2 separate regions of the Homo sapiens genome follow, and region 1 is linked to region 2. The links are chromatin contacts, found by Hi-C in ENCODE. All regions are on one chromosome and are shown on one strand. Each heading gives the region's core, a stretch centred on a gene start or an enhancer-like site at or near the end of the contact. The rest is flanking DNA. Distances are from core to core; before and after follow the strand shown. Region 1 overlaps DLGAP1 (DLG associated protein 1). Region 2 holds the start of LPIN2-AS2 (LPIN2 antisense RNA 2).

Region 1 (4,973 bases), core at 69-2,568, 560 kb after region 2:
GGCGTGATCTCGGCTCACTGCAACCTCCACCTCCTGGGTTCAAGCAGTTCTCCTTCCTCAGCCTCCCGAGTAGCTGGGATTACATGCATGCACCACCAAGCCCAGCTAATTTTTGTATTTTTAGTAGAGACGGAGTTTCAACCATGTTGGCCAGGCTGGTCTCCAACTCCTGACCTCGTGATCTGCCTGCCTCGGCCTCCCAAAGTGCTGGGATTATAGGCATGAGCCACTGCGCCCCACCAGTCCATTGCATTTATATTTCACAGAAACAGTTATTGGAGAAAATGATAGGAGGTCTTGCTCCGTGAGCCAGTCCCTCTCTTTGCCATCTCTGGAATGACAGAAACACCACTGGCCTAGGAACAGATCTGTTTCCAGGCCCAGTTCTGCCCCCAATTAACCACATCACTTCACCTCTTCATGCTTTCGTGCCCTCCTGAGCTGGGAGACACCACCCTCAAGAAGCACATCCACAAAAGGATGGTGTCTAATGGCCTTCTGGCACCAGCGCTGTGCAAAGCGGCATGAATGGAGCATTCTCAAGGTTAAACATATGGCACATTACAGCCGATTTCCTTTTCATTACTGCCACTTCCTCTGCGGTCACTAATTTCAGGTTGTCTGGAGCTTACAAAAAGAGACATGCAAGTATGTGTGTCTGTGTGTGTGGTGGAGTGGGAGGGACCTTTTGAGGGTTCATTGCAAGAGTTAGATGAGAATAAAACAGAAAGGAGCTAGGCTAGAATGCAGCCATTGCTCCCCACTTAGAAACACACACGGGCTGGAGGCAGATGAATTGCAGAACTCACAGATACAGCTTTGTCTGCCACCCACTGTTTCACAGGCCGCAGAGACACAGCAGAGGCAATCCCAGGCGGATAAACCCTGGGTGATGGCACCGATAGACCATCACAATGACTGTGCACAGTTTCCGTAACCAAACCTGAAACCAGGCAAACCCCATTTCAGGTGTCATTACCAGCCCCGCATTCGCTGCCAAGGGTCCCAAGCCTTCTAGGGGACTGAAGGCCAAGTTTCACTAGCTTGGATGCTATTACCAGGCAAAATTAAAGTGGAAGAATTAATCTGCCTCCGGCACATGCTCTAGGTTTATCAGTTTGTTTCAGATAAAGCCTGAAAATTCCACGTATTTGTTGTCTACAATTCAGAAGGCAAAGACAGATTTAGAAGTACAATCACCGGTATTTCATCTTAGGGCCATTGAAACCTGAGCCTATGTTCTTTCCCCACAGTGGTAGACTGCATTCCTAGTTGGAGGCATTCAGCTCCATCTGGTCGTTTCATCCCCGGTTAGATAATACCAGACGTATCTATGTAACATACAAGCCACTGTCAAATAGCACTGAGCCATCTCCCTGAGACAGCTGTTTCACACAAGGGCTTCATTGTCTGAGAAGAGCTCGTATCATTTTACTTCAAGTGCTGCGGGAACAAGCATTCTGTCAGCTGTCTTGGCTTGGAGGAAACCTCACTCACTGCAGTTTCATTATTTTATTATCAAGCCAAAAAAAAAAAGGTACTGTCGACGGTTGGGGTTGAAGGTTTAAAACAAGAACTAAAGTCTTTGCTCTGCTTTGCATTTATCAGGGAAAACAGTAACTCCAGGCACCCAAAGAATGTATAGTTACACTGTTCAAAAGATAGCTTGAGGCTCCTGGCTACTCCAAATGCTTGTTTTCGGTCTGCCTTTTGTTACCCACATTTAGTCAGTTTCAGGTGAACTAGGAAGGTGTTTTCCAGCCCTGTGAGGCCAAAAGCAGCTGTCACAATTAGCATAATGACATCACAAAATAATTAATAACTAAATAACTATTTAAAATTAGATAGACTCTTTCTTCTTCAACTCTCTAATAGAGAAAGATGATTACAACTACCCCACATGCAATATCTGAACCTCAAATTTCCAGTGAGTAAACAGGTTATTTTCCAAACTTTTTTTTTTTTTTTTTTTTTTGCCATGGATGCACTGTATTTTGAATTCAGGGAGTCAATTAACAAAATACATTCTTACATGAATATGAACATGAACATGGTTGTTCTGCTTATCTTTAGCTGCTGCTGCCTATTTCTGAGTTTTTGTTTTTTTAGTTTTTTTTGTTTTGTTTTGTGTTTGTTGTTTTTTGTTTGTTTGAGACAGAGTCTCCCTCTGTCTCCCAGGCTGGAGTGCAGTGGCACGATCACGGCTCACTGTAGCCTCGACCTCCTGGGCTCAAGCAATGCTCTCACCTCAGCCTCATGAGTAGCTGGGACCACAGGTGCATGCCACCAAGCCTGCCTAATTAAAAAAATATATATTTTTGTAGAGATAGGGTCTCTGTTGCCCAGGCCAATCTTGGACTCCTGGGCTCAAGCGATCCTCATGGCATGGCCTCCCAAAGTTCTGGGATTACAGGCAGGAGCCACCACGCCCAGTGGGGGTATTTTAAAATTGTGATAAAATAGACATAAGATTTGCCATTTTAACCACAGTGAAGTGTACCATTCGGAGGCATTATGTACATTCACCAAACATTTTAAAATATTTAAAAATTGGGATAATTCTGGTACCCCACAAAATAAATTGCGTGATTAGAATCTTCCGTTTTTTCCCTCTATCCTATTTATCTTTTCATGATGACTTCAAGACCAGATCTCCTGGGGGGATTTTGTTATGGCACCACGTTTGTCAGGCACCCTGAAGAGAGGCCCTCCTTCTGCAGGTCTGAAACATCCCTTGGCTTGGCCAAGGGATAGAGGTATCTGTACTTGACCCATTTATCGAAGCTATTTTTCTGGTGTGCACAGAATTAAAACAAACAAAAGCTGGTTGCTTAGAATTTGGCTATGCCTGCCAAGTGGGATTGGCCTCTCTTCCTTACCGCCCCTCTTACAAAAAAAGAAAAGGTTAAGTCAGAGAATTGGTGAAACAAAGGCCCTCTGCAACTCTAGGCCCAGTTATCAGAACAGAGTGGTGCTTGCCAAGGAGTCAGGGACAGATCTGCATGGCGGGCTTTAAGGAGGACAGTGCCAGGCAACGCAAAGTATCATTATCTTGTCAAATGTTATTCATGTGTATCTGTTCTATCAGACACTTCTGTTTTCTGTGACCTTGGACAAGATACTGCCAGAGAACTGTTGTGAGGGCAAATAAAACAGCACCTGTCAAAGTCTCTAGGCCATCGTCAGGGGTATTGTGAGGGCAAGATGAATATTCTTTCATGCACTGATATTTTCCCTTCTTCCTGGAGAGGGTTGCTACTGCTTTATGGTCCAATTCTCCCTGATCTGGATTGGCCGCATTTGAAATTGGTGACTCTGTCCTGGGCGCAGGGTTTGCCACGGCACTGACTAGAATTTTGGAATCCCAGTAGTTTGAAGCTCCTATTTCGTGTCTCTCAAAGTATGAAAAAATAGAGAAAGCCTTCAAGTGTTTGTGGAATGGAACTGTGTCTTAAGAATGAGACAGGACACACAAGGTTCATCTGGACTAGCCACCTGTCCCACACGGAAGTGCTTTCCATCACTTCTGTGGCAGGTGCCCATCTCTCTCTTCCACATCCTTGTCCTGATCAGAAGAGCTCATCATCTGTCACGGGAACACCTTTCCAGCTTTTGGCAACAAGAACTGTTAGTTACTTGCTATGGTCTGAATGTCTGTGCTCCTCTAAAACTCATATGTTGAAACCTAATTACCAATGTATAAATAGTAAGACAGGGGGCCTATAGGAGGTGAGTTGGTCACAGGGGCAGAGTCCTCATGAATAGGGTTACTACGCTTATCAAGGAGGCCCAGGAAGCTTGTCTGCTGCCTCCATCGTGAGGCTGCAGCAAGAAGGCGCCATCTTTGAAACAGAGAGCAGCCCTTGCCAGACACCAAACCTGCCAGTATCTTAATCTTGAACTTCCCAGCCTCCAGAACTGTGAGCAATAAATTTCTATTGTTTATAAATTACCCAGTCTAGGGTATTTTGTTATAGCAGCCTGAAAGGACTGAGGTATTACTTATTGAAGTTTTTTTTTAGCTAATTAGGAAGAAAGGTTTTGCTAAGTAAAATACTTTTATAAAACAGAATTTCCAGAATATTTCAAGGACTCAAATACATATTTACTGATCCCCTGTTATGCGTCAGAGGGTCTGGTGATATGAAGATGAGTAAGACAAGAATAATTTCTGTTTTCAGAAAGCTTACTTTTTAGTGGAAGAGAAAGATACATCGGTTATTATAAAATAATGTGGGAAGTACCTGAAGGACAAATACACAGGGCATTACAGGAGCACCAGGGCGATACCCAGTTCAGCTTGAACAACAAATTAGGCCTGGAACAACAGATGGTTGGGCAGTTCCCTCATGTTCATTATCTTGGGACTTTGCCAGCAGTGTACATTTCAAAATACAAATACGTTTCTCTTTCATCCTGAACATAGGCTGAGAAGCTGGTTTTCTGACAAGATTTTCAACCTTTCAAATATATGTTATTGTATTACAATACAACTGACTTGTTTTCCTAGCTCCTTTAGTTTTTCCTAAATCTTTATACAATGAGTATCCTCACACATCATTATAGAGTTGGGTTGAGAGAGGTAGATCAAGTCTCAGACTGAAAGGCCCATTAAAAGAAAACAACAGATAAGTAGTTTCCAAGAGTCCTGTTGAAAGCCAGCCAGGAGCTGGGTGGGTGGCTCATGCCTGTAATTCTGGCATTTTGGGAGGCAGAAGTGGGGGGATTGCTTGAGGCCAGGAGTTTGAGATCAGCCTGGGCAACACAGTGAGAATCTATCTCTATAAAATTTTTTAAAAATTAGCCAGGCATGGTGGTGCACACCTGTAGTGACAGCTCCTCATGAGGCTGAGGTGGGAGGATCACTTGGGCCCAGGACGTCCAGGCTACAGTGAGCTATGATCCCATCACTGCACTCCAGCCTGGGTCACAGGGCAAGACTCTGCCAAAAGAAAGAAAAGAAAACCAAAGAA
Region 2 (4,617 bases), core at 106-2,605:
GCTTGAACCCGGGAGGCAGAGGTTGCAGTGAGCTGAGATCGTGCCACTGCACTCCAGCCTGGGTGACAGAGTGAGACTCCCAATCTCAAAAAAAAAAAAAAAAAAGCATCAGTAAATAGGTTCAAATACCAATCCCCCTCCTACAAAAACTGCTTAAAATTATTTCAATTATTTGATGTGTTCAATCAAAAATAACTTTTGTTAAGGAAAAGAGTAATCAGAGATAAAAGGTAGTTTAAAAACAATAAAAAAAATTCATAAATTATCAGCACAAAATGGACACATTCTATTTACTTTTATTTTCATTTTGAGACAGGGTTTCACTGTGTTGCCCAGGCTGGACTGCAATGGTGCGATCTCTGCTCACTGTAACCTCAGCCTCCTGGGCTCAAGCGATGCTCCCACCTTGGCCTCCGGAGAAGCTGGGACTACAGGAATGTGCTACCATGCCCAGCTAATTCTTGTATTTTTTTGTAGAGACGGGGTTTTGCCATGTTGCCCAGGTTGGTCTTGAACTCCTGGGCTCAAGCAATCCACCTGCCTTGGCTTCCCGAAATGTTGAGATTACAAGTGTGAGCCACCACGACTGGCCTCAAAATGGATACATTCTAAACCACTATTTTAAGTGTTTCAAAATCTGTTTCTTAAGTTTATCTCCAAATATCTAATCGGTACTAGTATTGTTAGTACTACTACCAACGAACACACAACTAAACTTGTTACACGTCTCTCATGTGTCAAGTGCTATGTTAACCTGTATGTTATCTCATGTAGTCTTCACAGATACCCATGGATTTGGTATTCCCATTTATATGTGGAAACTCGGGTTCAGAAATATCCAAGGTCAGCACACTATTAAGTGGCAGAGTTAATATTCAAACTCAAGTATGAGCCTAGAACCTAAGCCCTTAATTGCATCTCTAAGTAACAGAAATGCTCTAAGTAAACATGATAAAAGCCTTCATGAAGCCTCCAGATTTCTTACTGCAAGTGGGCTGCTTTCAGCAATCTGAGTATCATTTTTACTTAATGCGACTTGACTACTTAAAGATGAAATGATTACAGGGAATCCAAAGAAGCCATACTTACCCTCCAAGTCTCCTCACACCACTACTATTAACCCTCCCGCTGGACCATGGTCCAGTGTTACAAAGCAGACTCCTGGGAGCGCCACATGTCATGAGGCTTACGGACAGAGGTTAAAACAGCTTTTACCAAAGAACATGCCATTGCAGCTAACTTTCTGCTCATGGACATGAGGAGTATGCTAGGAGGGAAGAGAGACACCAGATGCTTCAGGAAATAGACAACAGGACACTGTTACCTAGGATGTAGGTAAACATTCCAGCTTGCCCCTGTGCTCCTGGACCAAACTCCTTCAGGACACCCATGATTACGGTTTGCATTTGATTAGCATGTAATATTTTTCAAGAACTTCCTCAAACATACCTCATTTGATTTTCAAAAAGAGAATGTGGGTTATGCTAGCAGGCATTATTAATTTCATTTTAAATTTGAGATTGAGATAAGAGGTGTCTACTATTCACTAGAACCCAGTTCTACCTATACTCAGGGTCCCAACTTTCTCCACTACCTCTGACCCATGGCTTAAATCATTGGGTCTCAAGGTCATGTGGTGTCCCTGAGGGCAAAAAAAATCTGAGGGCTGAACTCAGGTTATACTAAATCCCTATGGTTTTCTCAAAGAATCCCAGAGTAACCTAGAGGTGGCCAATATGAATCTGGGGGGGATTCTGGATGGTAAAAACTTCCCCCCAAAAGTAAGTGATGAAACGCAAAGGTACCCACGCAGCAGCTGCCGCAAGCTTCTCCCCGGTCAGGGAGGGCAGGGGGTGACAGTCCCCCAGGGGCTTGCCCACATCGTGTAGGTGCTTAACTGAGTCAACATTTTACAAAACATTTACAGTGTGCCCACCAGATGCTAAGGGATTACAAAGAACGAAAGGAGGTTACAACTTAGCTAGACAGAAGAAAGGAAGAGTATACAACACAGCGCAGTCTAGGGTAAGTTGAAAGCAGGGCCACAGACTCCCGACGCCAAGCCCTGACGGGGAATCCAGCCTTTCCGAGGGAAGCTGTTCTCAGACATTTAAATTCAAGCAAATGCCTTACTTTGTACTTCCTGGTTATTTCTTTTCCCCGTCATAGTAGAATGCCAATTTGTTTCTTTAGTTTTGTATTATTTTATATTAGCTATCTTTAAATTCTCACTTTATAAAACAAGAAATAGAAAATAGCAGCCGCACAAGAACAACCTGGCCTACCCCCCAGGAGCACAAAACAGATGGTTCATTAAAGCCCATGCGGTCTTCCTGAAGCTAAGATGGCCCATGAGAAGTGCTGACAGCTGAGCCTCTAACACTCACCGCTCCTAGACCTTCAGTGGAGAAAGAGCCCCAAATGTCTCCTCAAGAACACAGCGGGTCTCCTGCTGCCCCAGCAGTGTAGGGCGACTGGTCAAAGTGTTCTCCTTCATTTCTAGGACGATTTAGTCCCTGTACAGACTCTGTAAACGAAAACCCAGTGCCTCCCAGCAAACTTCCTGAATACACCGAGTATCCAGACAGCTTTTTCATCACAATGAAAAAGGAAATCTGGAAGAAGCCTTACCCGGGAAAGGCCTCTCGATGTAATCCTCCTACAGGTTTAACTCAGAAACAATCACAAAAAAAGATGCCCATTATACTGGCCTGTTTCTGGTACAGTTCAGTTTTCACACAGTCAAAATTAAGCACCTATTTCATGCCAGTCACTACAGTAAGTCCTTATGAAGATAAACAAAATTCTGCCCTCATCCTCTCTCAGAGGACCTTGGTTCTTGAAAGAGATATAACAAATACTGTCTTATATAATCCCTTATGATAATGCTATTTGGGAGACTGTTAGGAAGACTAGAGAACAAAAAGAGAAAAAATCTACTTGGGAGAGTTAGGTAAGGCTTCAAGCAGCAGAAAATATTTGTTCTAGAAGTGCAAGTATGTGTAAAGGGCTGAACAGATTAAGGAAGGAAGGTTCCCAGTGGGCAGTCCCAGGCAGAGAGAACAGCTTATGGGAAAGTGTGCTAAGTTTGAGGGACAAGAGTGAGATGCCACAAGGCCTTTGACCCTGTGCAAGTTTATCATGTGGGCAATGGGTGCAATCAGTGCTTCTTCTGTTCAGGGAAGCGACAGGATTAGGTCACAGGGGGAGGATGAACTAGAGAAGAGGTAGCTAAAGGCAGAGAGACTACTCCAGAAGTCACCACAACAAATTCAGGCAAGAGACTGCACAGCTCTATGGTAGAAGAGACACACACAGGGAGCTGAGAATCAGTTAGTCTTGATGACTGTTGCATGAACCAACTTAGAGATATGGAAATAAAAAGAGTAGACCTGGTGGGGAACTTCCTATCAAGGTTGAACTTAAAGAACACTACTTACTACCACACTGCTTCAAAAGTTTGTGTACATGAAAATCATTCTGGGTGGTTTTAAAAAATGCAAATTTCTGACTGTTTTAAAGCTTAAGAACTAATTATGAAGATGAGCCAGGTTAGGGAAGCATAGTTCCATGTAAAAGTAAGAGCTCTTGCTACTTTGTGCTACTTCCAAAATCAGTTCAACAGAAAACTGACTACACAAAGGCTCTGAGCCTTGGGAATTGTCCTGTCCTTTGTCTTTTACAGAGAAAAAGTACAGGGGAGTTTTTGAATCGTTCTGAGCTGGTGTTGGGCCTCAGAGGACTCCCTCCTGAGAGAATGAGATTTAGCCAGGATGAGGTGTGCTTTGGAGGATCTGAGGTTCTAGTCAATTCCCCGTAGATCACAAACTCTGTCTTTCTAAATCAGAGCAACCCCATCACCTCCACTGTTTGAAGTCGCAGTCAGGGAGGTTTTTATATCTAACTTCTTTTTCCCCACTAAATGAGGAAAACTGGCAAGGAGCACACTCTAGGTCAGTATTTCTCAAAGAGTGGTCCTTGGACTGCCTGCAATAGAAGCAAGTTTTGGTGCTTAAGAATGTAGGTTCATTCATGAAAAATACGGGAAAGGGGGATAAAAACAAATACACGCTCATGAACCCCAACCCAGACCTACTACATAAAAAGCTGGAAATGAGGTCTTAAAAATCTGTTACCCACGATTCTGACAGACACCCAAGTTTGGGAACTAACTCTAGGCTCTGTTGCAAGAACTTTCTCCTCTTAAGCCTGATTAAGTTTGTTATGAAGACTAAGTTGTTATGGGCTCAAGTTCACATCCTGTCGTATAAAGATGTCAAGGTCTGATAAGTGTGGATCAGAAGTGGAAGCAATAGATAGTAATAGAATTTTAGACATTTTAATGACAGCTGACCTGACTGTTTTATGATACTTAAATTCTAGAACTGGCAGTGCTTCTGTGAAAAAACTCAGAAATTCTGGCCTGGGAAGACTGCTTGCCTAAGGACCCCTTCCACAATTACAACCAAATATTACTCAATATCAACCTTTGGGATACGTAAGAAGAGGGGATTTTCTGATTCAATATTTCTGTTTGGGAATTTAAACAGACACATAATGCAATGGCTAGATCTGAAGGTAAAAACAGGGCTCCCTGGATTTCAATGATTTCAGTGC

What was found. A loop is a pair of places that touch in the nucleus more often than their neighbours do. Pooled maps may share reads with other maps.
Region 1: a loop to region 2 is called in a map with no recorded cell type, with 3 times the contacts of the local background. The contact joins the enhancer-like site here to the promoter of LPIN2-AS2 in region 2. A Hi-C loop is called at or near these places in 3 of 37 single-sample maps with no recorded cell type and 2 of 50 pooled maps.

What each region holds. Positions count from the first base shown.
Region 1 is chr18:3,525,458-3,530,430 of GRCh38, forward strand. The region is part of intron 10 of DLGAP1 (DLG associated protein 1); the gene reads right to left. Among named protein-coding and RNA genes, the nearest start is that of GAPLINC, 62 kb to the left of the region's middle. RefSeq lists an enhancer at 706-1,450 and a silencer at 1,214-1,508. Within about 2 kb of position 1,319, at least 5 of the 41 ENCODE cell types and tissues checked have a DNase peak (open chromatin) inside an H3K27ac peak, as active enhancers do.
Region 2 is chr18:2,965,645-2,970,261 of GRCh38, forward strand. It overlaps LPIN2-AS2 (LPIN2 antisense RNA 2), which reads left to right and starts at 1,356. Exons shown (of 3, transcript XR_001753322.2): 1 at 1,356-1,398; 2 at 1,928-2,025; 3 at 4,384-4,465. The region is part of intron 1 of LPIN2 (lipin 2); the gene reads right to left.